Regions from separate parts of the Homo sapiens genome. Here region 1 is linked to region 2. A link is a loop called in an ENCODE intact Hi-C map of the cell type or tissue named here. Cell type or tissue: prostate gland. All regions are shown on one strand. Each heading gives the region's core, and the rest is flanking DNA. Links, peaks and the distances in the headings are about the cores only. Region 1 has its middle 26 kb from the start of ATP8B4. Region 2 overlaps SHC4 (SHC adaptor protein 4).

Evidence for each region. Peaks named below come from ENCODE experiments on the same cell type or tissue, not always from the same donor. Only the 100,000 strongest peaks of a DNase experiment are listed, where the experiment ranks them.
Region 1: a loop joins it to region 2, with 6 times the contacts of the local background. A loop is called at or near these places in 79 of 110 quality-filtered maps.

Annotation. Positions count from the first base shown.
Region 1 is chr15:50,137,251-50,154,012 of GRCh38, forward strand. It overlaps a transcript of ATP8B4 not described here. Among named protein-coding and RNA genes, the nearest start is that of ATP8B4, 26 kb to the left of the region's middle. RefSeq lists an enhancer at 1-507. In prostate gland, for the core only: a CTCF peak has its summit at 8,344 (motif pointing left); a DNase peak (open chromatin) is centred at 8,291; H3K27ac peaks cover 395 bases.
Region 2 is chr15:48,854,735-48,871,496 of GRCh38, forward strand. SHC4 (SHC adaptor protein 4) reads right to left here. Exons shown (of 12, transcript NM_203349.4): 6 at 13,084-13,135; 7 at 2,958-3,081; 8 at 1,219-1,390. Among named protein-coding and RNA genes, the nearest start is that of EID1, 15 kb to the right of the region's middle. RefSeq lists a silencer at 818-1,112. In prostate gland, for the core only: a CTCF peak has its summit at 7,281 (motif pointing right); no DNase peak of the experiment used is centred there.

The DNA of each region.
Region 1 (16,762 bases), core at 3,382-11,381, 1.3 Mb after region 2:
AGTTACCTAATATCCCTGGCTCTTACCAATCAAAGTAAATTCTTCTAGAAAAGGAATGTTTTGAGAGAAGCTGTCTAGATCCTCCATGTTAGCCGGCACATTCTGGAAGGCTCTTCAGAGGGTTAGCAGGTTATCAGACATCTTTCCATGCAGTCCTGACTGAGGAGAGCCACTGTGTCCTTTGCATGCTGAGCATCACTGTGCGTCATCATGACTCACAAGCGATCAATCACCGAATGACATTTAAACATCTTGACTAACTACCAGCAGCATTTTGCTTCAGTTATTGGAAGTGTCTCAGAGTGAATGTGCTCTAAGATCTGAATCACTGTCTCTGAGGGCAACAATGCAAATTGCCAAGAAATGCATAACAAACAACCACGGCACAAGACTAGCCTTGTTGCATGTCACTGTGCACCATGAGGCATCTGATGTTTCTGCCTCCTTAATCATGCTCACGATGCTTCTTCTTGTGAAGTGACGCACATGATCCTTAGAGACATATACAGTGTTAGAGCTGGGAGGGTCGTCATCTTGAAGATGAGCTGATCATCACAGAGAGGAGTGGAAGGAAGCTAACATTTATTAAATTCCAGGACCCAGGTCTCCTGACTGCTACTTTAAGGATGTTTTCACTGTACCACATCTAGTGACAAGATTCTCTGCTCAGCTACTCCCTTATCAAAGTTCTCACTTACCAACTTAATTGTCAATATTTTAGTAATTGTGAGCTGTGAGCACAACCTGCCAACCGTAATGCTCATCTTAGTATCGCTCTAGCCACTGGATGAGAGATTCTATCACATTTTCATCCTTCAGCAATCTGTAAACCACATTGGGATAGCTTGTCTCATACCCTGGTGGTGAGAGGGTAGATTGGTGCAATCTTTCCAGAAGGCAGCACTGCAGTGTATCAAACACCCCATGCATGTGTCTACCTTGGGACTCAATCCTTCTGTTTCCAGGAATTTACACTAAGGAAATGATCTGAGGTGTGTCAAAGGTGTGTGTACATGATTAGCAAGGGACAGAGCATTGCAGGTCCAGATAGATACATATATAGATAGATAGATAGGTAGATAGATAGATAGATAGATAGATAGATAGATAGATAGATAGATAGGCAGTCCATGATAGACAGACAGACAGACAGAGAGATGATAGATAGATAGAGAGATAGACAGACAGATGATAGATAGACAGATGATAGACAGATAGATAGACAGACAGATAGATAGATACCTGAATAAATTATCTGCTCAGTCATTGGTTACCCACACCTAAACACCCTAAAAGGCACCACTGCCACAACTTAATATCCTAATAGGCATCATCTCCCACCTGGTGGCAGATACTGGAATTATACAATGCCAAGGATGAACTATTATCTAAGAAGCATACCTTGTAAAGTCAACTGAATTTCACTGACTGGAAATATCCTCATTTCAAACTAGAAATTAGAAATTTTTAAAATAAAAACATTACTTCCCAGTCACTTCTTATCTTTTTCTCCCTTTATTGTTCTCTTATACCCATACAACCGCCACTTTCTCCTAGTCTTACACCTTCTAAGAAGTCTGTCTGCATTGTAAATCCTTTTTATTTCCAAAGTCAAAGTAGCATGATAGGACTTAATTGCCGGTATAGGGGAAATTGTGTGAATAGATAAGGTAATTAAATGTGTCTGTTCTCATGCTGGCAAGGCTGTGGAAAAAACAATGCTTTTACACTATTGGTGGGAGTGTAAATTAGTTCAACCATTGTGGAAGACAGTGTGGCGATTCCTGAAGGATCTAGAACCAGAAATAACATTTGACCCAGCAATCCCATTGCTGGGTATATACCCAAAGGATTATAAATCATTGTACTAAAAAGACACATGCACACGTATGTTTATTGCAGCACTATTCACATTAGCAAAGACTTGGAACCAACCCAAATGCCCATCAATGACAGACTGGATAAAGAAAATGTGGCACATATACACCAAAGAATACCATGCAGCCATAAAAAGAATGAGTTCATGTCCTTTGCAGGGACATGGATGAAGCCGGAAGCCATCATTCTCAGCAAACTAACACAGGAACAGAAAACCAAACACCGCATGTTCTCACTCATAAGTGGGAGTTGAAAAAGGAGAATACATGGACACAGGGAGGGGAACATCATACACCAGGGCCTGTCGGGGGGTTGGGGGCAAGGGGAGGGATAGCACTAGGACAAATACCCAATGCGTGCAGAGCTTAAAACCTAGATGACGGGTTGATAGGTGCGGTAAACCACCATGGCACATGTATACCTATGCAACAAACCTGCATGTTCTACACATGTATCCCAGAACTTAAAGTAAAATAAAAATAAATAAATGTGTCCGTTCGATGGATGAGTCAATACTCCTTAGAGTGACTGTAATAGATCAGACTAGTAGTTCAGGCATTAAGTAGTTCTCACTGTTAACAATCTTCCTGCAAAACTTCAAATTTTATTTTCAGAAAATTCACTGACTATCCTGGAATATGCATATTAGGGGAAGTAACTTCATGAACCACTACATCCTAAAGAAACTATTTTTGTTAGAGATCACATTTTCTCTTGAGTCCAACTGCACAGCAAGATGTTTTCTGCTTGATGGGCAGATAGAAATTAAAACTGGATAAGCACAATAGGTGTGTGAATACCATATGTTCTCACTTATAATAAATGGGAGGTAAGCTATGAGTACACAAAGGCATACAGAGTGGTATGATGGACTTTAGAGATTCAGAAGGGGAATGATGGAAGGGGAGCTAGTGATTAAAAAACTACATATTGGGTACAGTGTGCACTATTTGGGTGACAGGTGCACTGAAATCTCAAAACTCACCAGTATATAATTTATCCATGTAAAAAAACAAATGCTTGTACCCCAAAAGCTATTGAAATAAAAAATGTTTTTAAAGAAAGAAAATAAAAGAATAAGAAAGATGAGTACATTGAGCCATCACTGATATCTAGGAGCTCCCCCAGGGTAACCATGACAACACTAGTTTCCAAGAAGCAAAGCCTAGTAATGTGATAAGCCAAGCTGAACACTCCAGGCCCAGACTCCTGACTCTTCCGAGACTGGCCTTGGGATGTAGTTAAATCACTTACAATCCATTTCCTAATGTGTAATGTGTAAGCCATAATTATATCCCTGTCTACCCAGCACTGGGTTGGATCAACACTAGAAATTCATTAAATATTTTTTGATTGATTACCTCCCAGAGTAGTTATGAAAACTTAGATAACAAAGCATTTAGGAAGGATTAAGAGTGCCATAAATGTCATTACTCAGTAAATGTTATTTACCAAAGTAGATCAATATTTATCATGTATTAAAACCATAACATAGTTTCATTTGTTCTAATTCCTGGATTCAAAATATACAAAGAATGAATAACACACCATGCTTCTCTGGGGAAAACTACTGACATATGATTTTTACTATATGTTTAGAGCACTGGTTCCTAAACATCCACCTGAATAAATTGCAAGAGAATCAACAGGAGACCTTTTCAAAACATAGGGACTTTTAGGCCCCACTCCTGGAGATTCGAATTCTGTAGTTCTGGGATGAGACTGGGGAATCCACTCTTTTTTAAAACTCCTAAGGTGATTGTAATGTGCAGGCAACTTTGGGAAGCACTAACTGAGAATGTACAAATACTGATCTCTCTAAGACAATTAGACTATCCTTGAAAGAGAAAAATCCACTAGTACCTTCTAGAACTCCATCATGGAAGGAGCTGTTGGTCAGAGATCCCCACCCCAATATCTGTGACTCTGGTATGCTCTTGACCCGCACCTGCCTCCAGGGCCCATCTTCCTTGTTCCTCTTTCCCCTTTTCTTAAGTCTGACTCCATCTGCCCCAACCCTTGGGACATTCCCTTTCCAAGACCAGCCACAGAAAGAGCGGCGACCTCCTTTTCCTCTTCCTGTTTGGCTGCCCCTACAGATAAGCTCAAGGGCTCTTTTCCTTTTAAGTGATGCTAACTGATTAATACCACCAAGAATAGGGAAACCAAAACAAAACAAACTTAGAGGTGAAAGTTTCCAGACTCTCCAAGGCCTTATCACCATGATCCTGGGCCATGGTTTTTGATTCCTATTGGAGAAAGAGTAAGGCAAAAAGTTTGGGTAGAAATTCTCAGTAATGGGCTGAGAGGACCTCACAGGCAATCAGGGCAGGGTTCTTAGAAATACAATCCAATTATTCATTCATAATACTTATTGAGCGTCTCTTAAGTAACAGGCATTTCACTCACCAAGAGACTGATAAGGACAAAATCTTTCCCCTCAAAAAGCTCACGATCTTCCATGAGAGGAAGATATGTAAACAGGTGATTTATACACACATTGTGTGAGAACTTGTGAAGGAGCCGCACTGTGCATATGTGGCTATTTAATTTTAAATTTATTAAAATTAAATAAGAGTACAGAAAATGGGTGAATTTTATGGCATGTAAATTATACCCCAATAAAGTTGTTTTAAAGAGTTAAAATTTTTTAAAAGTGAAATAAAATTAAGAATTCCTTTCCTCAACCACACTAGCTGGGTTTCCAGTGGCTGCCATATTGGACAGCACACACAACATATTTCCCTGAACACAGAAAGTCTGCACAGCACTGTGAGAGAGGTGTTGCGGTAAGCCAGAGGAGGGAGCAACTTCTCTGCTTGAGGAGGGCACATAAGGCTTCACATATGGCATGTCTGAGGGGCTCTTGAAAGACGAATACGAGTTTTTCCTAAAATGTAAAAACTGAGGTAGGGAAAGAGGAAGTGGACAGAATGTACAAAGGCAGAGAAGTTGCATGGTGTGTTCAGGGAATGCTGAGAAATATAACTAGAAACACTGGTTGTGTGGGACTCAGGAGTGAGTTATGATGCTGAAGAAGTAGGTCCCGAACAGGAGCCATGGGGCAGCTCTGGATGCCGAAGGAAAGCAGCTTTTATCCCTGATGGCAAGGAAGCCAACAGTGATGTTCACTTGTTTTTATGTTCATTTTTTATGAATAGACTTTTTATTGCAATATAATATACATACAGAAAAACACACAGAGCATCCAGGACACAACTCAGAGTTATCACGAAAGGTACCCAACTGTATAATCACCATCAAGGTCAAGAAACAACATGTCAGCACCTCAAAAGCCCACCCTGTCACGCCCCTTCCCACTCACCATCCACTTCCTCCTCCCCAAAGCAACTCTAGCCTAGATTTAACCCTACGGATCTGTTTTGTATTTTAATAGAGGTTTTTCAAGCAGGAAAACAACACGGCTATATTTCATTTTGAAGAACATCTTGGCAGCTCAGTGGAAGAGTCTGTGGTACAAAGAAATGGTGGTAGAAAGCAACGAGGAATGATAAAGATGGCTCTAGTTTAAGGTAGTAATGAAAAGAGGCTGATGTCCAGGGAATCTTAGTAATAAAAATCATAGCATTTACTGAGTCCTGGATACTTTCCAGGCACTGAAGTGTGGGCATGGCATAGATCTTAACATTCAATACCCCCATGCAATCCTCCAAAGTCAGTAGGCATGCAGGGAGGGAGAGGCAAAGCCAAGACTCAATTACGCACACATCTGCTTCCACCATCCATGGCCTTGACTGTTACTCTGCCTCTGTTTCTACTATCCTCCCTTTTGAGAAGAAACGAACTGTTTCAGGCTCTGACTATGTATAATGCATAGGAAGGAGTTAAGAATGAATTAAATGCTTAGCTTAGGAGAGAAGCTGAAGACCTGGAGATGCCAGGACCTTCCTTTGAGGATATCAACCTCATCAAAGCCCTCATTTCCCTTAAAGGCAAGAACTTTTCTTCTAAAAATAGAAATTGAAGAGCAAGTAATTCTAGTTGGCTGCCAAAACTGTGCCATCAGAGGCTTGATGTTGTATTATCTATTGCTGTGTAACAAATCACCCCCAACACTTAGTGGCTTAAAACAACAATATAGTGTCTGTGGGTCAGAAATTCAGGAGCAAGTTGATGGGCAGTTTTGGCTTGCTGCCTTCAGTCAGATACTAGTTGATTCTGCAGTCACCCAGGGGCTTGACTGGGGCTGGAGGAATCATTTTCTGAATGGCTCACTCACATGGTGGGCACATTGGTGCTGACTGTTGAGTAAAGACCTCAGCTTCTCTCCAAGTAGATCTCTCCATAAAGCTGCTTTAGTGTCCTCATAGCATGCAGCTGGCTCTCCTCAAAGTGAGTGATCCAAGACACTAAAGCAGAAACTACAAAGCTTTTGATAAGCTAACCTCAGAAGTAACATATTTTTACTTTCACAATATTCCATCAGTTATTGACTATACAGAGTCAGCCGTGATTCAGTGTGGTCATTTCACAGTGCATGAGTACCAGGCAGCATGAATCTCTGGAGGTCAACTTAGAGGCTAGGTGCCACAGTAGTAAAGGGTGGCTTTGTGCAAATCACAAGTGTTCTATGAAGCATTTCAAATGGAAACAGGGAGGGATGATTCTGCATTCCTGACAGATGGAACAGCGTGATTAAAGGTACCATGTTATATGCCCTCTGTCTGATTTGGCTAAAGTGAACTAATCATGAGTGAGGGGGAGAAAACCCAGAAAATACAGGCCTACGTTGTAGACTGCCTTGCATGTCTGAAAAGGGAACATCAACTTCACCTGTAGATAAATGGGAGCCACACATGCTATCTCAGTGAAAGGATGACATGTAAGGATCATAAAACATTAGAATGGAAGGGCTTTTTGAGACCAACTTCCTATCAATAGACTGTTTTCATGGTGCCCTGGAAGCTGAGCCAATTCAGGTCCCTTTGTTTTACCAAAGGAAACATACTAGGTCAGGGTTGTGCCTTAGGAAGGCAATCCTGGCCACAATGTGGAAAATCGATTTAGAGGAGGGAAGAATGGAAGCAGGGATGCCAAGTTGAAACCTTAGTCCATTTCCCAGTATGAAAAGCCTAAAGTATGATGATGGTGGTAGAAATGCAAAGGAGGGGAAGAGACGTGAAAAACATTCTGAGATAATTATATTGAACATGATAGACTTTTGCATTCACAGTGTATTAGTCCATTTTTCACACTGCTGTAAAGAAATACCTGAGACTGGGTAATTTGTAAAGAAAAGAGGTTTGATTGACTCACAGTTACGCATGGCTGGGGAGGCCTCAGGAAACTTACAATCATGGCAGAAGGCAAAGAGGAAGCAAGGCACATCTTACGTGGCAGCAGGAGAGAAGAGCAAAAAGGGAAAATGTCAAACACTTACAAAACCATCAGATCACATGAGACTCACTCACTATCTTGAGAACAGCATGGGGGCATTACCTCCCACCAAGTCCCTCCCTTGACACATGAGGATTACAATTCAAGATGAGATTTGGGTAGGGACACAGAGCCAAACTATATCACAAAGTTAAGGCATGTTTTCCTTCACTTCATCATGAAAGAATAACCTAATATGAGATGACATCATTTGCAATTACCCTTGTTTTTTTTTTTACATCTTTCTTCCTATCCACAGGGCCTACCTTTCCCTAACTATCAACTCATATCTATGATTTCCTTCAGCACCTTTTTCAAAGTTCACTTACTCCTGGAAGCCGTCACGGACTACTCTCAGCTGATCAGATCACTCCTGCCCTCTACACTTATGGAAGCAGTTGCTTCCATATCATATTACACTACTGAATATCGTAGAAAATATTTCGTTCTTAAAGCCTAGCTGAGCCATGAAAAGCAGTGACTGATATTAAATAGAACTTTTTGCAAGATCTATTGAGTTAACCAGGGGTATGGTATTACCTCTACAATCCCAGCTATATGTACCACATCCTAATCTGAGTTAAAATGAACCTTGATATTTAGTTTACTTTTTGGCTTTGACTACTTTTTACTTGTTTTAAAAATCAGGATAAAACAAAATTGAACAAAAAATAAAGAGGTAAAGTGCATTCAATAAAGAGATTTTAATTAACACTGGGCATAAAAATACATTTTACTGAATCTTAAGGGTTTTTTAACATTTGCTGTTTATAGTATCTTGTCTGATTTGAGAGGCTATCAAATCACAGATCAGTCATACATTGATTCAGGATCAGTCTCTTTCTTTTTTCAGTATATTACATTACTGAGGGATAAACTGGATTTAGAGTTAATTTTAAAAGTTAAATTGGTATTACCTGAAAAATGAATCCATTTAAAATATTTCTGCATTGGGTGGGAGTCTGTCCTAAACACACTCCACAGCTCATCATTCCATGTAGGTGCGTCACCCTATCCCAGAACACAAAGGAAACTTATTCTTGGAGTGTTACTGCCATCTAGTGGAAATTTTACTAAATGTGAATAAATTCTTAAGGCTAATTAGGCCCCCTACTCTCTTCACCGCCACTCTCACCATGTCTTTTTTTCTTTTTCCTTCCTTTCTTTCTTTCTTTCTTACTATCACAGGTGCACTCAGGTACACCAAGAAGAGAAAATGCTTGCTCAGTCATTGGGAACTTTTTTGAAAATTGGTGCTTTGTGCCCAGCAAGACAATATTTCTATTTGGCCAAAGCTACTTTGTCAGAAGATATATGAATATGTCCTAATTTTTGCAAAAAAAGAAATGCAGAAAGGATTAACCAGAAACTAATGGGATTGATTACCTAAAGCAAAAGGATGAAAATGAATGAGAAAGATGGAAAAAGATAGAACTCTTCTGATTATATTTTTATATAGTTTTTACTCTTGAACCACATAAATGTTTACTTTTTTTTTTTTTTTTGAGACGGAGTCTCACTCTGTTGCCCAGGCTGGAGTGCAGGAGCGCGATCTCGGGTCACTGCAACCTCTGCCCTCTGAGTTCAAGTGGTTCACCTACCTCAGCATCCCGAGTAGCTGGGATTACAGGCGTCTGCCACCGTGCCCAGCTAATTTTTTGTGTTTTTAGTAGAGACGGGGTTTCACCATCTTGGCCAGGCTGGTCTTGAACTCTGACCTCGTGATTCACCTGCCTTGGCCTCCCAAAGTGCCGGGATTACAGGCATGAGCCACCACGCCCGGCCTACATTTTCAAATATAAAATTTAGTCACCAGGCTGGGAGGACTGTTAAGTTGAACAGAAACAGAAACAAATCAACCTAAGCATGTATCATATAAAAAATGTAATTATTCAGAACAAGAAAAATAATTATTCCAAGTAACTTGTGAATGTGAAATTCTAACTGGCCACCCTCAGGGAATATTCTAAGGATAATAATTAAGAAAGCCTTGAACTTTACCTGGTAAGGTAAGTTTGTCTTTGGTAGTGGTATTGATGTAGTAATTCTGAAACTACTTTGCGTGTGTTTTAGAATTTCAAATAGATAAACATATTGATCTTGCTGGTGTTGCAGGACTTTTCCTTAGTTCAGCTAAAGACAGGGTCCTTTTCCGTCCCATGGTCACCAACATTTAGGCTCATAGATGGTTTGAAGCGTGAGTAAAGCAGGGTTGTATTGGGTAAAAGGGAAAAAAGGGGAAACAGGGATCCTCCTAAGGCCAGAGTCCCTGCTAGAGAACTTCCCACCCACAAGTTCCACACAGGAAGAGGAGGAGCCTTGAATCCCAGGTTCCACACAGGAAGAGGAACCCTTCTGCAAATGTTGTGAACTTCTGTGTCTCCACCCCAGTGTGCACTCTTCCCAGTGCACAAGCCAGTTGGAGTTTTTCCAGGGATCCTCTTCCCACTTGGCTGTCTCACTGGGAACCAGTTTTCCCATTATGGGAGGGTTGTTTTTTGTTTTTTAAAAGAGATATGGAGTAAAGGAAGAAGACGCAAACTCTTTGGTGTTGGGTTACGAAGTTAGAGGTATCAGTACAAATTCGAGGTCTTTAAAACTATGTATTAGCCAGGCACGGTGGCTCACGCCTGTAATCCCAGCACTTGGGGAGGTCAAGGTGGGCAGATCACCTGAGGTCAGGAGTTCAAGACCAGCCTGGGCAACATGGTAAAACCCTGCCTCTACTACAATTACAAGAATTAGTCGGGTGTGGTGCTGCATGCCTGTAATCCCAGCTACTCAGGAGGCTGAGGCATGAGAATCGCTTGAACTGGGGAGGCGGAGGTTGCAGTGAACAGAGATCACACCACTGCACTCCATCCTGGGTGACAGAGAGAAAGAGACACTGTCTCCAAAAAAAAAAAAAAAAAAAAAGTATATACTTCCTATTTTGTCCATTGAAAGAGCCTAGAAGCAATAACCCTCCTGCAGAAGGAGTATACCTGCACCCTGGCTTCCATGTCTAAACACCATAGTCAAAAGACAAAAGCAGGATCCCACGGAGAAATGGTTGATTCCAGGGCTGGGTCAAGGGAAGCACAAGGTGATCCTGGAACATCTTTTGTTTCAGAACATCAGAACATGCTCAAAAGCTGATCGGGACCTGCCAAAAGACACAGGAGCCAACCAAGATCAATGACACAAAAGAATATATAACATTGAATTTTTTGAAAATTGCTGAGTCTATACCCAACCTTTAAAGGAGGAAAAAAAGAAAAAGAAAAGATGCCAATGAATGCATGTGGAAGGAATGATAGAAACAGAAAATCACCCTCTCAGAACCACCATAGAAATAATAGATTCAGGCAAGGATCATCAAAGAGTGCCAAAATCATTCAGTGGGAAATTGGGGCGTAAAAGAATATTTATACAATCTAAAAGTATAACTCCATGCAATACATATTAATTACAAAGAAGAACTATATCTTTCCAATGCATCTAGCAGTTAGCATTTCTACTAAGTGATCCAACTTAATACGAGCAATAATGGGACAATCAGGCAGCAGATGCCTCCTGGTCTGACACACTGAGAAGGACAGAACACCACTTCTTTAGTGTTCCTGCCAAACTGCAAAACCTGAATCTAATCATGAGGAAACATCACATAAACCCAAGTTAAAGAACATTCAACAAAATACTGGCCTGGACTCCAAAAATGTTAATGTCAATTAAAGACCAAGGAAAAGCTGGGGAACTGCTCTTGATTAAAGGAAACATAAAAGACATAAATAATTATATTTAATATTAAATGCAATCTGTAATCTAGATTGGCTTTTGGATGGTTTACAAAAAAAAAGCTATAAGACATTGCAATGGGTTGAATGTGTCCCCTCCAAAATGTAGGTGTTGCCAATATGACAGTATTAAGAGGTGGGGCCTTTAAAAGGGGATTAGGCCATGAGAGCTCCTCCCTCATGAATGGGATTAAGGCCCTTACAAAAGAGGCTTCATGCAGTATGCATTCCTTGCCATTCCACCTTCTGCCACGTGAGGACACAGCATTCCTTTTCTTGGAGGCTACAGCCTTCACCAGATAACCAAACCTGCTAATGCAAAGGATCTTGGACTTTCTAGCCTCCAAAACTATGAAAAAATAAATTTCTGTTCTTTATAAATTACCCAGTCTAAGGTACTCTGTAATAGCAGCACAAAACAGGCTAACACAGATATTATTGAAGTAATTCGAAAACTGAATAAGAATTCATATTAGATAATAATATTAAATGTAATATTAGATAATAAAATTGTATCGACTTCAAGTTTCCCAAGTGTTATAATTCTGTTGTAGTTAGATTACAAAATTCTCTTGTTTTAAGTGATACGTACTGAAAGTATTTAGGAATAAAATGTTATATTGTCTACAACTATCTCTCAAATGGTTCAACATCATTTCATCCATAAGTACTTAGTATGTATCTCAAAAAGATAAGTATCCCTTTTAAAAATAACAATACATCATGCTATTTTTAAAGCTTCCCAGGTGATTCTCTTGTTCATCTATGAATCAATACTACAGAGATGATAAGCAGAACTAATCTCAGGGGTTAAATGTGAATGTGGTGGTGGCAGTTGAGAACATTGTGTTAAGAACAATTCTGACACATGATTAGGCTCAGCCTAAGATAATGCCATGATTGATTGGCTAGGTCTGCCGTAGTGCCCAGTATGTCCCTGTATATTATCTGAGTCATGTCATAAGCATAAAACACAGAAGACAAGAGAGAGTAAGCTATAGGCCAGAAGTTAGAAAGGAGATCCTAGTATCACTGGTAGAGTCTGATCTGGTGATAGACTGCTGACCTCTCTTCCTCTTCAAATCAGTCAGACCTGTTTTCCTGGTTAAACAGTTTATAAGGAAACAAAAGGCAAGCATGGGAGGGGATAATATGTGTATGTGCACTAAGCCTTGAAGCAGATCTCTTTGATCATCACAGAGTCCACTGAGGTGGTAGGAAACAACTGCAGAGAGGAGCTCTTTAGAGAAATAACCACAATAATAATAATGATAATGATGATAATATGCTCAAAAGAGAAGTGAATCTAATGAAAAACTACTTCATTAGAATGAAATTCTAATAGAGGCATTTATCAACCTAAATAGCAAAGAAAGACTCTCTAAAAATAAATGATATGTATTTGGGAATAAGGCATTGCAGTGGGAAAGCACATGCCATAGTAAACTATGTGTGTATTCAGGGCAGTAAAGGAAGACAAAGGCTTTTAAGAGAAAAATTAAGAAAATTTCATAGTTGGCCGGGCACAGTGGCTCATGCCTGTAATCCCAGAACTTTCAGAGGCCAAGGTAGGCGGATCACCTGAGGTCAGGAGTTTGAGACCAGCCTGGCCAACATGGCAAAACGCTGTCTCTACTAAAAACACAAAAATTAGCCAGGTGTGGTGGAGGGTGCCTGTAATCCCAGCTACTCAGGAGGCTGAGGCAGGAGAATCGCTTGAACCCGGGAGGTGGAGGTTGCAGTGAGCCAAGATCACGCCACTGCACTCCAGTCTGGGTGACAGAGCAAGACTCCGTCCCAAAAAAAAAAAAAATTTCATAGTGGTTTTTGAGATAATTATCCTTGGCTACAAGGATCAGTAACAGTAACAAGAGTGACAGCAGGTGAGCTTGAACAGTGAGTTGCTGGGCAAATGTCCACATAAAAGTATTTTTTGCAAAAGGCTGTGATGGTCTTTGTGCAAGGTTGGGAGTTTTGCAGAGTCTTTTGTGATAGTATGTGTTATCAGGCATTTCATGAGAACTTTTCTCTGCATGGCCTACCCCAGATCCATTTCTCAGGGAGGATTTTAACACAATGGACTCCATTTTGATTCTGAGAACTTTCACACTTCCCTCCTTTTCATCAAGATCTTTCTCCAAAAGCATCACTGATCAATCAACCTATAGTTGGATTTTGATGTCCCTCAGTACCAGGATGGATTTGTCCCAGGTTGCTCATCTACACCCACATTTGGAAGGAATGATTGGTGACTACGAGTCATACTGAAACTCTTCTGGCCACATTTGAGCAACAAAGGGAGTTTGAAGCGAAGCTCTCAGGCTAGCCTACCTGGAGTCCATTATTAAGTTTAATTTTGTCTGTTTCGTAGGGGTTTGCTATCATCCCCAAGTTCTAGGCCAGCATTATTCTGTTCAGAGTTGTACCTCTGCAAGAATTTAACAAATAACAAATACAAAGTTTAAAATAAGAAAATACAACACAAAATTAATAGTAATATGACAATTCTAATTTGCATAATGGTTTTGAGACATGAACCTGGGCTAAGGCTAAAGACAACCAATTGAATAAATCAAATGACCATTATCCTGTAAAGTGAAAATGGTTGGCATTAACAGGGGTAAGAGTCTCATTATGATATGGATTCCTGTCCTAACATCTTGGGAAAAGCTGTCTAGAGCATGAAAACATCTCATCCTGGTTTGCAGATTAAATCTGTCTGTGGCATCAGGTGGTTTTGTAAATTGTTGTGTGACTCATTATCAGGCACAACTTCCTTAAAATTTATCTAGTTTCAGCTTATAGGGCTTCAGGAATGGAGCATTTTCAATTTTTAGCAATTCCATGAAAGAAAGTTGGATTGGAAGGCTCTAGAATTCAGGATTTAGTCTAGTCTGTAGGTAGATCACAGGAACTCAAAAACAATGCACAGAGTTACAATGTAATAACAGGTGTATTATAGCTTTTCTTTAGAAACATAACTTTTTCTATACATATTAATCACATAGGAAGCTCAGATTTTAAAATTTCTTTAGGCTAGGAAGCCAAACCAAGGCAGATTTAGATTTTACCTATAGTCTTAAGGTTCCTGGGCCTGCCAGAGAGTAACAACTTTTTGTCTATTCATTTAAGTCTGGGAACACTTGAAGCCAGTCATTCTATGCACACTGTCAAATATGATATTTTGGTCAAAGCCTTGGTAATATAACTAATGTTTCTGATTGTATTCTGCTATTTAAAAAGAAAGACCTCTGACATGGTCAACATGGCGAAACTCCATCTCTACGAAAAATTTTAAAAGTAGCTTGATGTAGTGGCACATGCCTGTAGTCCCAGCTTCTCTAGGGCTGAGGTGGGATGATCACTTAAGCCCAGGATGTGGAGGCAGCACTGAGCTGAGATTGTCTCCAGCCTAAGAGACAGAGTGAGAACCTGTCTCAAAAAAAAAAAAAAAAAAAAAAAGAGAGAGGTAAGATTTTTACTGGACTTATGCAAATAACTATATTGCCATAAGAAAACTTATGAACAGTTTCCAAATTTTTGAGGAATAGTAAGAATAAAGAGTAAATGCTTCCAGCTTTATTCACAAAAGCATACTTTACCAAAATGTTGTAAACTATAGACAGCTTAAGAGAGAAAGTTTTCTTAAGTCTGGAAAACAAAACACTTGAAGAACAATTAATGTTAGATAAAAGTCATAAAAGCATTATCTTTATCATTTATATAATATCATGTAATTAATTTTCGTTTTGCCTTATCTATTGATTAGCAGTTTCATAAACCCATGTTTCTTCATTAGAATTTTGAAAAAAAATTATATTTAGTTCATTAAAGTTATTAGAAACCTGTATTTAAGAGTACTTTTTAGACTCTTTTCCATAAATCTGATTGGAAATGCTTTTAGAGAAGGACTTAAAACAGTAACTATGGAACTAAGGACCTAAAACAGTAACTATGGATGACAAAAACTTAGAATACCTGTGTTAAAAATCTGATGGAAGTGGATTACAATCAGCAATTGGCAAGAAAATTTAGTTATTTTTATGGCAGACAACATAATAGTGACTGATTTCATATTAGATTTCTAAGAGTTTTATACAATTTAGAAATATTCATATCAATAACATGCCCATAAATGTAATTGAAAGGAGATCTAGTATCACTTATTGTTTGACAATATTTTCCATTTAATTTGACAATTAAGCCTAATTATTTAATATCTCTACAAGATGAGAGATACAGTCCTTGAGGCTCTCCCAGGGCCTATCTAGAAAATCTCAAATTAATTCTAAATCAAAAAGATTTAATTTACAATTTTAATCCTGGGAAAGTCTGTCAAAGACATCAAAAAGTTCAAAACATTTGATCTAACATACAGGACCAAAGAGAATCACAGGTCACTGTGAAATAATGTTCATTTAACCAGAGCGATAATCAAAAGATTTCAAACGCAACACAGAAAGTTACATGGATTTTTAAAACCTTAACCCTTTCAAAGCTCAGTTTTCCCAAGTAATCAAAAACCTGGTGAAGACAACATTGAAATTTATCTTGATAAAATGTAATATTTTGTGGAGGTTTTTAGGCCAGTTACCAAAAAGGTAAAGAAAAACTTCCTGCATTGTGATTGCTTCTTCTTCTGGGAAGCCTGTTTAGATAACTGCAAGTCAAAACTGATGAAAAGGACATTGCATTTAATTACACACAGAAAGAATGTGTCCAAAGTTATCAAGGAACACCATATTATAAAGGAATGTAAATAAGAAAATGGTATATTGAGCAGAGGACTGCATGGCTCTTGGAAAAAGTAAGAGCATGTGAAATGTCCTGGTTACATGGAACAATTCAAACATATCAAGAAAAGCCAAGAGTATGGAATCAAATTATCCTAAAGGAAAACATTGTTTTTCTAAGCCTACAAACAGAACATTTCAATGACAAATCATAACAGCAGAATTAGAACTGAACAAGAGAAGTTACAGAAGCTGACAAAAAAGTTGAAGGAAAGAGTTTTCATTCCAGGCAAACAAAAAGATACACCTTTTTTTTTTTTTTGAAACGGTGTCCCACGCTGTCGCCCAGGCTGGAGTACAGTGGCACGATCTCAGCTCACTGCAACCTCCGCCCCCCAGGTTCAAGCGATTCTCCTGCCTCCATCTCCTGAGTAGCGGGAACTACAGGCGCCTGCCACCGTGCCCAGCTAATTTTTGTATTTTTAGTAGAGACGGGGTTTCACCGTGTTAGCCAGGATAGTCTCGATCTCCTGACCTCGTGATCCGCCCGCCTTGGCCTCCCAAAGTGCTGGGATTACAGGCATGAGCCACTGCGCCCAGCCTAGACACACCTTAAGGGGAGAAAGAGCTGAAGGCAATGATGCACGACCTACAAATCACGTGCAACAAGATAAAGCAAAAACTGAACTTCTGAGATATGAATCTGAGAAGCTTTAAGAGAAAAACCCTTAAAGAAATGAAATTATCATTCTGATTGAAAAAGACAGCATTTCCAAACTAAAATTAAGGAAATGAGTTATGTGGCAGAAATAGAAACTGTCTGCAGTTTAGAAGATGGCTGTTGAACAGAGTTTAGAATTAAAAATCAAAGCCTCTTCTAATTTTTACTAAGAGAAGATCGATACTTTAAAAAACCTTGTTGTTCTAAAATAGAGGACCAAATTTTTAGTTTTATATTAGTGTATTTTTAATATCCAA
Region 2 (16,762 bases), core at 2,852-10,851:
CATGTTCTCACTTATAAGTAGGAGCTAAATATTGGGTACTCATAGACGTAAAGATGGCAACAATTGACACTGGCGACCACTAAAAGGAGGAGGGAAAGAGGGGGGCAAAGGCTGAAAGCTATCTGTTACTATGCTCACTACCTGGCTGATGGGATCATTTGTATCTCAAACCTCAGCATCATGCGATATGTTGATGTAACAAACCTGCACACATACTCCCTCAATCTAAAATAAAAATTGAATTTAGTACACATGTACACAAAGAAGTGAACAATAGACACACTGGGGCCTATGTGAGAGTGAAGGGTGGGAGGAGGGTGAGGATTTAAAAACTAGCTACCAGGTGCTATGCTGATTACCTGGGTGACAAAATTATCTGTATGCCAAACCCCCATGATAAACAATTTACCCTTGTTAACAAACCTACACATGTACCCCTTGAGCCTAAAATAAAAGGTGGAAAGAAAAAAACTAAAACAAAAATAAAATAAAATAAAAGTTGAAATTATAAAAATAACAACAACAAAAAAGAAGAGGGGTCAAACATTATAAAGAGATACAGAATACTGAAGAAGGAAATAGATTTAGCAATTAAACCACTGGTGACCATTGTAAAAGTAACTTCCATCAGATTGTCAAGCAGAGTTCAGATCTTCCAGTATAGTGCACATGTTAACACAAAGACAGGGACAATGCTTTCTAGAAGTTTGTGGGTGAAAGGAAGATGACAAGGAGGTGGAACATTATTAGGTTGGGTTGAGGGAGTCCAAGTTTTTTGCAGGCAGAAGGAACCAATAGAGAAAGAGTGAAGATTGAGACAGAAGTTACTGGACAGAACTAGGACACAGAGTTGGCAGGAGAGGTTTGGATGAGAAGCACAGGGAAAAGATTAGCTTTGGAGATAGTTGCTAAGGAAGAGAAGCAAGGAGAACATGGGCAGACTTAGAGCTGTGGAGGGGTGAAGCTGAGGATAACATGTTGGATCGCCTCAGTCTTCCCAGTGAAGTGAGATATGAGATCATCTGCTGAGGCTACAATTGGGGGATTAGGAGTAAAAATGATCTAGTGTAGCCTCTGACAGTTATTCATTCTCTGGCTCTGTATTTGAGGAAGACAGGACTTTCTCTAAACTAGCATTTGGAAATCCTCAAAGTAAATGCTCTAGTGATAAGGGCAGAATTGCATTGCTGGTTCCAACAACAATAAAACATTACATACCAAATAGCACAACTTTTCACACTGTATGGGGCAGTAAGCCATTTGTTCCGTGGCTTGAACTTTGATCCGCATATCTGAAACACCACCTACTGGTGGCTGCTTCCCTGGAATTTCATTGTAATATTCATGATCTTCTCTCTCCTCGGCATGGCTATCAATATGCACCTCCTCACTGTGAAGGAAAAAAGAATCCTCAAGAGGCTGGGCGAAAATTCAAATACTGTAAGGGATGCAAGGGGATCAGAACCAAGCAAATCATCCTGAAAAACTTTGCATTCATGTTTTCAGTTTATAGCTGTGCTTAAGTGATGTTAAACATTTGGATGGGAGCAGTCAGATGGTTGAGTTGTTTAGCTTTCTGTAGACAAAACGGGGTAAGCCAATAGAAAGTGCCAAGGGTGATGCTTTTGTGTCTCCTCCAGTGATAAAAATAATGATAATAACAATATATGAACTTCCTAAATGTAAGATATTTTTGTCATAAGATCATAAAAATACAAAGTATTCTTGAGTATCTCCAGCACACTTTGATTGTTCCATTTTGGAAAGTTTTGCCCAGATAAAATTTAAATATTGTTCTTCGGGTATAGGGCCTGTCCCAGTTTATTAAACCAAAATGAAAAAAAAAATAAGAGAGCTATGGCCAGCTATCTTGTCTGCACAGATCTGGAGGAGTACATGGGATTAACACAGAAATATTAGAACCATATGTGGCAAGTGGGTAGATTTATATAAACATGGAATTGTTTTTAAAATTGAAACAGGGCAAGACAAACAAACAGACTTTTCTTCCAAATTGGAATCAGGGAAAGTTTCTTACTAAAAAAAAAAAAAAAAACAAGAATAAATCAAGTCTATTTGGATTGAACTGATTCAACTGACAACTCACACAGTTTTGTTAGGTTCATTACATGTCAATAAAATGATAGCACTAAGACAGAAGTGCTATCCTGGGAAAAATTCAGCATCAAGGCCTCCTGGTAACACCCTCTCCTTTGCTACCCTAGACTACCTCATAAAAGGAGATCTCCAAACCTAGTATTTGTTGATACACAAAGTGACATACCAGAGGAAAATGCATTTTAAAGTACCCAAGAGTTTTGTTTCTCCGGCATGAATTGTGTGAGCCAGAGGCATCACTGCATTCCACACTTGGTGAGGTCTGACAGGCCTGAAAGGGTTCAGCTTTCATTGCAGACTTTCTGTGCCTTAGAACAACCAAATCCTTGGGTCCCACCGTGTTCCACTCTAACCACAGTTTAGCTGAAGCCTATCTATTTACATTGCAAACCAACTGACAGGAATTCCTACAAGAGACATTTGATTCTTATTTTGCTCTTTGTTCTTGCTGTGTTTTTTTTTTTAACTGATATGTAAAGGATCTGGGGTTGAAACAAATCTGAGAAGTTTATTGATGTTTATTATTTTGATTTCAATTAATTAATTCAAAGCTCTTTATAGTGCTAGAATAACAGAGATAATCTATTCTTACTTTTAGTGAGAAGGGATCTCTTTTAATCTTGTTACAAAGCAAGAGGATATAACTGGATAAATATGAATGGAAGGAAAATATTATTTTGTACTGAGACTGTGTCTATTTGCAAGAAAAAAATTACTAATTTTATTAGTTCATTTTAAAATGCCACATTAATGTTATATATACACACACAAATAAATACATACAGATAAATGCACACATATATATATATTGTCAAATTATTATAAAACTCTTGGCTGACCTTTCACAAGAAGTATTCAAAGAAGGATTTTTCAAGTACTGTTTAAACCGGAGTTCAAAAGCCTGCCCTATGGTACTTATGACGTCTTGGGCCATTCCATTGTGGCATTCCAATATGTGACAGGCTGCAAGAGGACATACAAAAAATAATATTATAATAAATTTTTAGAAAGAGAAGATTACATAAAATCAGAGTACTTCAAAACCATGAACTGATAATTGAATAAAAGGGAGCAGGATTACAAGCTCTCTGCAGCCATGAAATGATATAAAGAATACTTCACATTTCACATGAATCAAAGAGAAGAAAGATTCAAATTTTACATCAAAATATATCCAACACTTACAAACTGGGTGCTCAAGGCAGGGATTTGGGGGCCACATTTTTACAAAAGCACACTGATTTGACTAATAATGTGACTAATGTTTAACTGCTAGCTCTTGAATTCAATATAGATTATGCTTAGGGCACTAATCTACACAGAAGGCGAAGTTTGAGGTTTCATATTTGTCATCTTTGCACGGTATGTTATGGAAGATTGAAAAAATATGACTTTCCAAATCCCTTCCAAAAGTGGGGAATGAGCTGTTGGTAAAGATAGGGGCTTTGGAATACGCCCCCCGCCCCGCTGCCACCCCTTTTCCCTGTCATTGCTATTATAAAGCACTGAAAAGCACAGCAATCCCCATCTTTGAAATCCCACTAAAAAAGTGTCTTCAATAAGCATCAAAATCAGCACTGGGTGAAGGTGTCATTACCAGAAGATATGAGAGTTTATATTAGATACTTTTTCTGAGGCACAGTTACCAGGAAGGCGCTAGTTTTCACACAAAAATAAACAAGTTAGGGTGCGGGCAGGCATCTGACTATCACAAATGAGTAAGCAAATCTGCTGCTGCCACTGAAAGGAGGAGCTTGTGGTTAGGGACTGTAAATTAATCTCCCTACCATATGTAACATCATTCCTGCCTTGGTTAGAATATGGCCTTGCAATATGAAGATATAATTGATGGAAGTTTCCTAATGGTGACCTAGAAAGAGTCCTAAGGATGGCTTAAAGACAGAGGCAATAAATCTCATGACAAATTTTTACAAAGGAACATTGGGATAACCAGAAGAATTGAGAGATGAGGAAAAGTCCAATAACAGTTTAATATACACAAGAGTGTTGTAAAAATTGTCAGCTATTTTCTGAGAAAAGGAAAGCAGGGGAGAGGCAATGGGCTTAAAGGAGTGCATGGAGAATCAGATTAAATACCAGGGAAAGTATCTTGGGTCTCAGCATTTTGAAAACAAACCTGGAACACATTACTAAAAGGGATATCTGAGGAGAGGAGAGACAACCGTCTTTATGGACTGGTTTAACTATGCTAACTTGGAAGCATGATTTTATGCTTTGCATTGTCTTGGAAAAAATTCATATTTATTTGAAGTAAAAGGCAATTCATTCACATCTAACAGAATTTGTAGAGCTGATAACAGTAAGTTATAACAGAACCTATAACAGTGTTTCTCAGCCTTATGTTAATAATCACCTCAAGGAATCTCAGATATTCTCATTCCAAAACTAATTTGACTTTTACTTAAAAATTTTGTCTGAACACATTTGAAAGGGGTGTGTGTGTGTGTGTGTGTGTGTGTGTGTGTGTGTGATGGTGGTGTGGTGGTATTACTAAATCAAACAATGCTAAGGTATCAAATCTTCATTCTTATAAAGTTGCCCCTTTAAAGTACAAATTGGATCCTGAAATAGACTTAGGAGCTAATTCCGGTTTTGAAACCCAGTTAAGAATATCTATAAATTTATGTCTTTCCTACCAAAGGAAAATATTTGGTCTATCTTTACACTGCCATTTTATATTGTTCCTATATTTTTCTCCACAGTAGCTTTACTTAGTGACCAACAGATAGAAAATGCTCTAAACATATTTGTTGAATGAATAAATAGTGATTTCTCTGAATCATATGAATAGTGCTACTGTATGAAATTGTCTTTGAGTTTTTTGAAGTGAGAATTGCAGTGAGTCCCTGCAATGGGACATGTTCTTATAGCTACTAGGTGATATAAATTATTTCTTAGGTGATTTGTGGAAATAGTCTCCTCCTTGCTAGTCAGGCCTCATATCCGGAGACCTAAAAAGTACCCTTGGAGATGTATCCTCCAGTTGAGCCATGAGAAGCTGTGTTACATTATAAGAAAAGGTAATTCACTAGTCCCAGATACTTGGGAGGCTTAAAGGAGGGAGGAGAGAGGTTCACTTGAGCCCAGGGGTTGCAGGCTCTAGTGTACTGTGATCACACCTGTGAATAGCCACTGCACCCCAGCCTAGGCAACATAGCAAGACCCTGTCTCTAAAAAAGAAAGAAAGGAAGAAAGAGAGAGAGAGCTTACATAATATCAAGTATGGCTTAAATGATAAAATATCTCCTAACACTAATATGCTAGCAACCTAACCAAATAAATACTTTTTTTTTAAAGAAAAGGTAATCCTTTTGTTTTTAATCTCGTAAATTCCCAGTCCAATTAAAAATGAAGTCAAGGCCAGGTGCAGTGGCTCACGCCTGTAATCCCAGTACTTTGGGAGGCTGAGGCAGGTGGATCACTTGAGGTCAGGAGTTCATGGCCAACATGGTGAAACCCCGTATCTATTAAAAATACAAAAAAATTGGCTGGGCATGGTGGCAGGTGCCTGTAATCCCAGTTACTTGGGAGGCTGAGACAGGAAAATCACTTGAACCTGGGAGGCAGAGGTTGCAGTGGGCCAAGATGGCGTCATTGCACTCCAGTCTGGGCGACGAGTGAAACTCCATCTCAAAAATAAAAATAATAATAATAAATAAAAATAAAAATGAAGTCAAAATAGAAAGTCATATCAAAATGGAAACAACAATTTTTGCAATTTTATTTTTTCTTAGGATTGAGGAGATGTTGAGAGATGAAGATGAGGAAGATAATGAGAGAAGCAGGATACTTAAGCCTAAATAAATAAATAAGAAAAGCTAAATTGTACTTCCAGTGAGGGCGATGAGAGAATAGGATGTTTAAAAGAACTCCGTGAAAAGATTCAGATCTGAGTTCAAGTTCCAATTATGCCACTACTTATGTGACCTTGAACAAGTCACTTTATGGCAAGGTCCTTGTCTGCCAAGACAATGTCCTGAGTCATCTTTGAAGTCTTTTTGTTTTACAGAAACCCTATTCTTCCTCTGTCATGGAAGCTCAAAGTCTCTGAGGAACAGGGCGGCATGTGGGTACACAGAAATGAATGAATCAATCAGACACATCAACCAGCCTCTAACGCTTCTGGCGTACCTCTAGAATGTCTTATTTATCTCAACTTTTCTGATTCTGATGCTTTGAGGTTTGGGTCCTGTTCATAGGCTGATGCTATCAACATAATTTTCTGCTTTTCTTTGGATTAGCCTATTACTACCATATTACTTTATTTATTATAGAGACAGGTGTCTCACTACGTTGCTCAGACTGGACTTGAACTCCTGGGCTCAAGTGATCCTCCTGCTTCAGCCTCCCAAGTAGCTGGGACTACAGGCATGCCCCAACACACCCAGCTTGAGAAGACTGGACAAAAATAAAAGAACAAACAGTGGTGTCTGTCTGTCTCCAGGCAAGATGCAACAGCAGACAAACAGACTGACCTCATGCAGATGTTCTGCCCAGTCTCACCACCTTCAGGGAGCACATGTACTTTCACAGTTCCATTGTTGCCTCTCATAGACATGCTATGTTGCTCTATGGAAATGGTCTTTTTTAGGTTGGTCATGGGACAGGATAGAGGTGGGCCTTGAATCACATATAAATATGCCCATTTCCCAGGATTAAAACCAATTCCAAAAGCTTGGCCAAGAATTGCCCAATTTTCAGCTAAAGGGAAAGAAGAAAGACAAGTAACTATATATAAAAAGAGCCAAGTCACAAAAAAGAGGGTGCCTTTTCAGGGATATGGTAACTTTGTTACCAAGGCCTGAGCTTTGCTTCCCATGTCTGGAATCAGATGAAAGTCTGGATTTTTTTCATCCCACCTGTAGCAGGATGGGCTCACACTTCCAGCCCTGGGTATCAAGTACTAAACTAAGATTCAAAAGAACCTGAGATACATATTCATCTGTCTTTTTTATTTGGTTATTGAATTAGGTAGTCATAAACAAGAGGATTACAACTATTACTAAAGGATAACAGACACTTCTTTACTACTTTTATATTTGTTCTTAATAAACAGTTTTTTTGTTTTGTTTCTGTCTTTTCCTTTTATACTTAGAAAACCAGAAATTCAAAAGTTCAGCTTTTCAGGTCAACCACCAGATGGTGCTATGGGATCAAAGCAGGGAGTCCTCCATACTTTAGGAAGAAACAACCTCAAAGAGGCAAGCCAGTATTCAGTTCATAGCTAATTAATACCACCAGGACAGTCGTAGGCATACTTTATAACTATAAACATAAATAAAAATAAGTGGATTAATTTAAGTTGGTTTTACTGGTTTTGGGGTTTTTTTTTTTTTAACTTTCTTCAGAGACCCAGAAGCATGGCCTTCCTATATCCAGGTAGTCCAAGCAGTCCAGTCCTATTCACAGACTAGATTCAGGGAAAATATTAAAACATTCCTGGACTGCCACACATTTGGAGTAAGACAATGTGGATTTCCTCATTTACAGCAATTACAGAAGCAGGGTGTATTAATCACTAACTAAACTCAAAACATTCTTACTGGAACTTAACCTTTTCTATAAAAAAGGCCTTTGATAAAATGAAGAGTTCACTAAAGGGTCCTAGCCAAGATGGAAAAAGTGGGAACTGCCCTGATTTAAATGCACTAATGCTAAAAGCGAATCAAGCAAAAGGAAGAGTGGGAAGCTTCGGGATTGTCAGCATGAAGCCCAGTCTCCTCTGCTCATCTCCACTTCCTGTCAACCATACTGTCCTCCTCATCCCTGCAATCTGGCTCCTGCCTTTCTAGGTGTACAAAAATTGAGCTTTCCAGAGTGACCAGTGGCCTGTTAATTGCTGGGCGAAATAGCATCTTCCCACCCTCATGCCCCTTAACTCCTTTTCAGTGTGTGACCATCTGAGATGTCTCCTTCAGAAGAACCTTGCTCTTCCCCTCTGTTAGGTAATACTCATTTCTTGACTTCCTCCTGTCCCCTGACTACTCCTTAGGCAAGTCACTGTCTCCTGTGGCTTCCCCCACTCCCTGACATCCTTAGCCCTCTTCTTTCTAGGTTCTGCTAAGAAGTTGCAGTTTTTTTCTGCACCTGCAGGCCTGGCCTGCCTCCCTCCCCTCCCTGCCAGCCCCACCCCCAGCCCCAGACCTACTCTCTGGGCTTCTCTTGTCTGCCATTTTCTCCTGGATGAAACAAACTTGCTAGTTAATTTTATAACATCAGCTTTCTGATTTCATTATTTTAAAACATTTATTCAAAGGTTTTGGATATTTTTTCTTTTTATAAATGTAATAAATATTCACTGTAAGAGTTTTAGAAAACAAAAAGGCACCAAGAAGAAATAAAAATTACAGAAAATTTCACTATCCAGTGGTTATCTCAATAACCACTAGGAACATTTTGCCATATGTCTTTCCTATCTTCTTATAATGCGTATCTACCCAGAAAAGTCACCTGGGATTATACTATACACAATCTTCATAATGTTTTTTGCATTAACAGCATTGTGAATATTTTTCCCATATAATTACTTATTTTTCTACTATTAGCTTTAATTGCTGCATCATAGTACATTCTATGAGTTTATTTAATTTGCTACTTATGAATACTAAATTTTGTCTTATGATATAAATAATATACAAAAATGATCTATATTGCTTAATCTTTGTACGTATCCTAATTATTTCCTCAGAAATAAAACTACTGGTTCAAAGGCATTTACATTTTTAAGATGTTTGATGCAAATGATCAAATTGCTCTTTAAAATGTTTGAATCTAAACTCTTTATCAGCAGTGTTCAAGAATAACTACTACTCGAAACCACATTTTATCTTTTTTCAATGTTTGAAATTTGGAGATGAAATATGATGTCTAATTATAATTTGTGTGTCTGATTGCTAGTGAGGCTAAACTTTTTTATTTTTCAAATGTTTCTTGGTGCCTTGCCATGTTCTTTTGTGTGCTCAGGACGTAGAATCTGTCCATCCACTTAATGGCTGGGTAATCTTACGAAAACCGCCTTATTTTTCTCACCTCCAGTGTTTTCTTCTATTTAAAAAAAGGAATGATATGTTTACATACTCCCTAGGGCTGCTGTGAGGATGAAATGAGATAATGCAGATGGAGTACTGAAAATGCCTGGCACATAGTAAGCATGCAATAAATGGTAGCCATTTTTCTTTGCCTATTTTTTTTATTAGATTGTTTGTTTATTCTATTTATGAGAATTTCTGTTTCTTTAGTGGCAACATCACTCCACATCACACAGAATAGTAATAATAGCTACCATTTACTGCCTAGGTGCTATAAGCCAGGTATTGAAATGTTTGCATTGCATATGATATCTCATTAAATCCTCAGGAACATCTGATTCCTATTTCTCCATCAATCTAAATATCTAAATAGTCATCAAGTACTATTAGTTCACAAATTTGACCCAAACTCTTCCTTCCTCCTCCAGTGCCATTTAGAACATTACACTGCTGCCCACGACTAATGAGATGTCCTCTAAATTGAATTCTATCATTCCAGGTGGCTTTTCTGCTTTCCAATACCAATACCACTTTCTTTTTTTTTTTTTTTTTTTTTTTTTTTTTGAGACAGAGTCTTGCTCTGTCGCCCAGGCTGGAGTGCAGTGGCGTGATCTTGGCTCACTGCAAGCTCCGCCTCCCGGGTTCACACCATTCTCCTGCCTCAGCCTCCCGAGTAGCTGGGACTACAGGTGCCCACCACCACACCCAGCTAATTTTTTGTATTTTTAGTAGAGACGGGGTTTCACCGTGTTAGCCAGGATGGTCTCCATCTCCTGACCTCATGATCTGCCCGCCTCGGCCTCCCACAGTGCTGGGATTACAGGCGTGAGCCACCGCGCCCGGCCTCCAATACCACTTTTAAAGACACAACTGCCAGAAAAATGATCATTTAGTAATTTCAGAATAGCAAAACATAATAATATTTTTAAAGCTCAAAATATTTGATGGCTCCAGTGACCTCCTGGCCAGTATTCAAAGTCCCCCCACAATCTGTCTCTGGTCTATCTTTTCAGCTGTGGGACCCCTACTTCCACTTTTTCCTTTCTCTGCAACCCCGCCTTTACACGCACATTCGCACAACCTGCAAACACTTGGCTGTAAGCTCTCATTACACTGCTCTTTCACCTGTGTCTTTTTTTACTTACTCCACAAATCCCAAGCATCTACTGCGTTTTAGGCACTGTTCTCTAGGCATCCCTCTTTCTCTATGCACATCTTATGGATTATGTTTCTCCCTCTTGCTAAATGATAATACCATGGTGGGATTTTCCTTCCATAATCATTAATAATTATTTGTGTATTCAAAAGCTGTGTCATCACCTCTTTGCGGGCACTGTCAGTCCAAGGGCTCAGGTCGGGGGAAAAGATTTAGCACTAGAGGACTGTGTGCAAGGAGGAGGTATGTTGAGAACACAGTGTCTTCTCACAGGATTTTTATAGCCAAGCTATATGAGAAAGAACGAGGAGATCAGAAAAGGAGGAAGAGGTGATAGAGACATATTAACTTTTAAAGCCAAGAAAACTACCCTATGTTACTAAGTTATCTTCTTGGACACACCCATTTTCCTATAGGAAAGAAAGATGTAATAAGGGAGGAAAGAAAACTATGCTTTCCATGTGTTATGCAGATGTTATTATTCCCACTTAAAAGATAAGGAAATCAAGGTTTGAGGTTGTGAAACAATCTGCCTGACATCGTACAGTGAGATGATGAAATAATTATGATTCCAACCCAGTCTTTCTGACTCCAGCATCAATCTTATTTCCTATACACAGGCTGATGGCTAAAGAAAGAAAAAACTGAAACCTTGATTTGGACTGTTTCTGTCCCTCACCTCCCATCCAGGACCTCGCTCAACAGTTCACATGAATGCCTTCTCAAAATCCCCAAGCCAGGATCCCCAGGGGTCCTCTTCAAGCAGCTCAGCTCTGACAAATGACTCAGGCACCAGAACAGGGGCTTTCAAAGTGAATGTGCTGCATCATAATTTTCTCTGCCTCTCCTGTTTCACTTAAGCAAAGGGAGAGCTTTGCAGGCATGTGGATCCTTCTTGGCCATTACCCTTAGCAACAACATTAATCTTTGAACTCTTCACCATCATTTACTTAAGAGCAATGACATGCCCAGAGATATTCTGTGACTGACGGCAAAGTTACTAAACATCTAGATTTCCTGATGTATTTTTTTCTTCCTTTCACCCTGTCATTTCCATGTTAAGACAAAAAGTGTTGTTGTTCAGAGGCCTTCCCAGAAATAGCAAGCAGTTATTATTTAGGGACGTTCAGGCAGGGATGAGAAGAAGTTGCCCTTTTCTGGTATCCTTTGTTGTGCCCTGTTCCTACATTCCCACTGCCCCATTCACTGGTTCCTGTCTCTCCTGCACACTCTTTGACCATGATTCATTCTTCTTATTTAGTTTAGAGTGGGTCAGTTTTAATGGAGTATTTCATACTGTTTATCCTCTGTTCCTTCCTTTTCATCTTTTTGCTGCCACATTCTTTTGGCAAACATTTGCTGAGGATCTACTACGTGCCAGGCTCTGTGCCAGCAGCTGGGCTTCATCATTTCATTTCTGACAATCACAATAGCTTCCAAATGGATATCCCTGCCTTAAGTTTCTCCCTGAATCCATCTACTACATCCTGCTGCCAAACCAATCTGTCTAAACTCTACTTTGTAAACAGTACTCTCCACCCATCTGCCCATGGGATTAAGTCCCTACTCATTAGCTCTCTCGTGTCTGTCCTATAGATGCCTTTTACGCTTTTACATTGTGAGGTCCAGGGTGTTCTATTTATTTACTCCCCAGCATCCCATGTACATTTCCACCTCGGTGTCTTATAGCTCTCTAAATTTTCAAGTCCTATTCCATGTCCACTTAATAAATGTTTGGGGGCAAACTCCATACCTGGGACAGCAGAGGATGTGGCCCAACCAATACGTTCTAGTTAAGGAGGAACCTAACACTTCTCCCTAAGAGGAGTCTGAATGTCCCAGCGTTAGGGATGAGAAGCAATACTAACCATGTGACCTTGCTAAATCCTGAAACAAGAATTCCCATCAAATCACTCTTCCATTCACTCAGTCATTCAATAAAATAGTTTTTGAGTATCGCCTATATGCTAGGCATCATGGTGAGTGCTAGGGAACAACAGCGAGTAAGAGAAACAGGTTCCTGCCCTCATGAAGATTTTAGCCTAGTAGAAAGGACACATTAAACATACAAACAAGTGCAATATGTGAGTAAATAAAATATTAGGTTGGTGCAAAGGTAATAGCAGTTTTTGCCATTAAAAGCAATGGCAAACTGTGATTACTTTTGCACTAACCTATAATAGAAATGTGGAGTGTTAATGAAAAGAGAAATAAGTGTTGTGATGCAACAAGGTAGGAAATGCTACTGGAGACAGGAGGTGCTATCAAAGAAGGTCTCTGAAGAAGAGGCATTTAAGCTGAAATCCATATGATGAAGTCAAGCATTCAAAGAGATAATACAGGCTCTTGAACAGCAAGTACACAGACACACAGACACACACACAGACACACACACACACCAAAGCCAATGCAGGCCAATAACCTCACTCCTCACTGGCTTTGATCTTACATGTAATTCATTTGTCCAGTGGGGATGTGACAGCCAGCCCCCTCTATCATAACCATAATAGCTTCTCTTTTGATAGCTAAGCCTTTGGTTTGTGGATCTTTAAAATGATTTAAATTTCATCTACATAGTTTTTCTACTTTGCTCTGCTAACAGGGCAATTTATTTCCAACTCAAATTTGCATAATATTTCTAGAATCCAGTATAGCACCCTAGTGATAGTCATCACTCTGTACATTGAAAATAACTGTTGGTTACTTTTTAGAGTTGGTATATACCAGCTCTTTAAAAAATCTGTAAGTTGCTTTCCATACCTCGTTGATTAACTGGATCTTTAGCTACGTAGGCAACATAGTCTGTAGTATCCTATAAAAAAGGGAAAATGACTGTATTTAAAATGGATGAACTGTACTGTTGAAAGAAACATATATTTTGGACATGATACTGAGGCAAGGACTCAAATACAAATGTTTTTTATTTAAAGAGACAAGAAAAGCATTGTAAAAGGGAACATAAACAAATATACACCATATAGTTTAACAATTATGGAGTCCATGTTCTCTGTCCCTTGGGGAAAGAATTGGAAAATTAAAAATTTAGAGGCAGACTGTCATTAAGAATAAAAGAGAAAGCAGATAGGGAACATGTTAGGACATATTCTTTAAAACTGGCTAGAGACTATGATGCTGTCCTAGGTTGAAAGTTGAAATATCAGGGATTATGCAATCACAAAAGTGACATAAACTAAGATAGGGTATCATGATCTCCTGTTGTCCAAACATATACCACATACATCAGAAAGTAAGTTGACTAAAGAGACATGTTGGATTTTGTGGTTGTTAGCTTGCTTGTATGCAGTGTAAGTTAACTTAAGGGATAATAAAGTGAAAATACAAGGAATTTATTTGATCAATATACAGAAAAGAAAAATCATTTTAAAAAAAAGAGAACCCCTGAAAAACTTAAGAAGTTCAAAAAGAGATGCACTGCTGACTTCGTAAAAACAAACCAACAAAACGCTACTTGGTAATTCCAGCTTTTATTGAAAACAGTAAGCTGATGAATGATAAGGTTTTAATAATTAAAGATGCTTTTTGTTATCTAAGTTCTTGGGAAAAAATACACACAATTCCATTTGCAGATTAGAAGTATGACTCTCTAGAGGGAAGATGCAATCAACTGGCAGGAAATAAAAGCCCATGTTTGTAATACCCTCAAGGATAATCACTTAATAACCCACAATGAATCACACAGGAAGTGGATCTCAGGGTCAGCATAACTCGTCTTGGGCAATTAAAGAAAATAATAACACATACCTGAGTAAATTTCTCTTACGCAAAAAGAAAAAAGGTTTTAAATATCCTCTAAATAAATAAGGCCATATCCTTGGGCTTTGTTTTATATGAATTTAGAAGGAAAGCCACAATTGCTGGGGACTTTGCCACTCTTATTCAAGTGAAGAGGTGGTCTGATGCCAGCCATGCTGTCTGGTAGGTCCAATTATGGGAAAGAGGCTGTGAGACCTCTACAGACCTCAGTTTTCTCATTTTCAAAACAGCCTCCAACATTGGTATAGTTCTAAAATTCTATAGCTGTAAACATTTGGGAGAATTTACAGAATGCTAAAAGTAAAGCACAAATAGCAGGGGAAAATATGTTTAAATGTATTTAATTTTTGACATACTCACAATGCACTTTTTAAGTGGAGAAAGTATATATAGTTATAGAGGCATTACCAACAACTGTTTTCAGGGCTGACGGATGGAAAACAACTGTTTTTGCAAAGAGAGTAAAAATGAGGGTGAGCAAAGGCCAAGAGATGAGAAGGCTATTCATTATTTTTGAAATTTTGGAGGAAATCTTGTAGAAAGATTACTATGTTGGACCTCAGGGACTTTTAAGTCAGCTTCCTACCCTTGTACACAGTTCACTGTGAAGCTGTAAACGATCTCAGTTAATATCCTAAAACAAATATGGGTATGTGTTAGCAATTGTGGTAGTAGTTACTTCTTGTGACTGTGTGCCAGGACCTGCGCTAACACTAACCATGTATCATTTCACTTAATTCCCACAACACTGTCAGGCAATAGGGATTATCCTCCATTTACATATGAGGACTCTGGAGTTTAGGGAGTTTAAATAAGTCACGTCTACTTGACTCCAAAGCCTGGCAGTACATAATACTGCCTCCCTGACCTGATGGTAAAACTTCATAGAGATGATTTCTAATGCCAATGCTTAGGGTGGCTCCAGACTTCTATTTTACTAGACAGGTGCTTTAACCAACCAAGCCATGGCACCGCCGCCAGATTTCTACTTTAAATTAGAATCAACAGGCTTTCTCACCAGCTTTAGAGAGCACAGAGGTGCTCTCAATGCAGCAGGTACAAACTTTCCCATAGTGGCCACAAATTATTTAATGTTTGTTTTTTATAGGAACAGTGGTTTGGTCAATTTAAAGAACTAAAGGCACATGAAGAGAGTATGAAAAAAATTAAGATTCTGGAGAACAATAACAGAAATCATTCAGGGCATGCCTTGAGTAAATGTTTGCGCACCAATTCTAACATGATGACAACCCTTAAGAAATTTAGGGCAAATGCCAATAATTATTTTTCACACTACATGTATAAACACTACTTTAAATCTCTTAAGAAAAGTATTTGAGTTCCTTCATGGATGACTGAGCTAGGGAGAAGAGAAAGTGCTGGTATTTTTCAGCCTGGATTCAGTTGACCCTCCCTGCCAGCCACCATCCTTGGTGTTGCTATTGAGGCCAGATTACAAGGCTGGATGGAAAAGAGTCCAGATAGGCTCTTGGGCTCAAATAGCAGCTGCTAAGCACCAGACACCTTGTATGTCCCTTGTTTGCTAATGGGAATTCACAATTAGGCATCTGTGGAATTTCTTGGGGAAAAGGTGGAACTCTTAACATTTGGTTTACTTTTAAAAATGGCAGCATCATGGAACTAATATATAATAGTTATTTGAAAATAACTATACCCCAGGCTAAAAGATGAGGAAGTAGTAAAGCTTAAAGGGGAAACTGGATATCCATTAATTAGAAAACAAGGGTTTGAAATCCTGTAAAGGCTGCTTTTCTTCCATATGCTTCGTGAGCCAAGATCGTGCCACTGCACTCCAGCCTGAGTGACAAGAGTGAGACGCCGTCTCAAAAAAAAAAAAAGCATGTCTTGGTTTGACATGCTTAAATACTTTAGGTCATTGGTAGCCAATGTGAAGACAAGTAATTATTGAAGTGTTTTTAAGAATTGGCTAATTTAGCTATATATTTTATACACAGGTAAGTTACACCAACACCCAAGAGGAAGAACCTGCTTAAATGCTTTAGATGCCAGTAAATGAAGCAATGATTACAGAGTAACTTCAGAACTTTACTTCCTTTTAGGATATACAATTATTTCTCCCCCATTGAATATTTAGCAAAAAGTTTAAAACAAATGAAAACTACCATGGTATCAGCTGCCAGATTTAGTTTTTAGCATCCTCTATATCTTTCTTGGGTTTCTAGGTTATTGTCCTATCATTTATGACTCTACATTTTATTCCTCAATTACAGGTGAAAACTAAATGTGGTGGATAGAAAACAATCAATGGTTAAACTGAATTGTATTGGTTCGTTCCTGAAGGATATAATCTTTTCTTTAAAAAATGCTTTGCAGAAAAGAAGGTAATACATTCTGAGTAAGAACAAGGTCTGTGTATGTTCCCCCTGCTTTCTTGACATGGCTGATGTTTAACCATTATGAAAGTCATACTCCATCCTCTTCTAACCTTTCATCAAAACATATGGAAGATTAGAAGAGGAAAGAGTACAATAAAAAGACCAATAATGTCACAGAGTGGCAAAAGTATTCTTCTACTCCCTCAGTTTAAACAGATTTGCTTCTTGCTCAGTTGCAGGCTCCCTAGCTTCAAAGCCCCTCTCCTTTTGCTGTGGTCCAGAAATGGTGCAGTAGGGAGTCAAGGAAT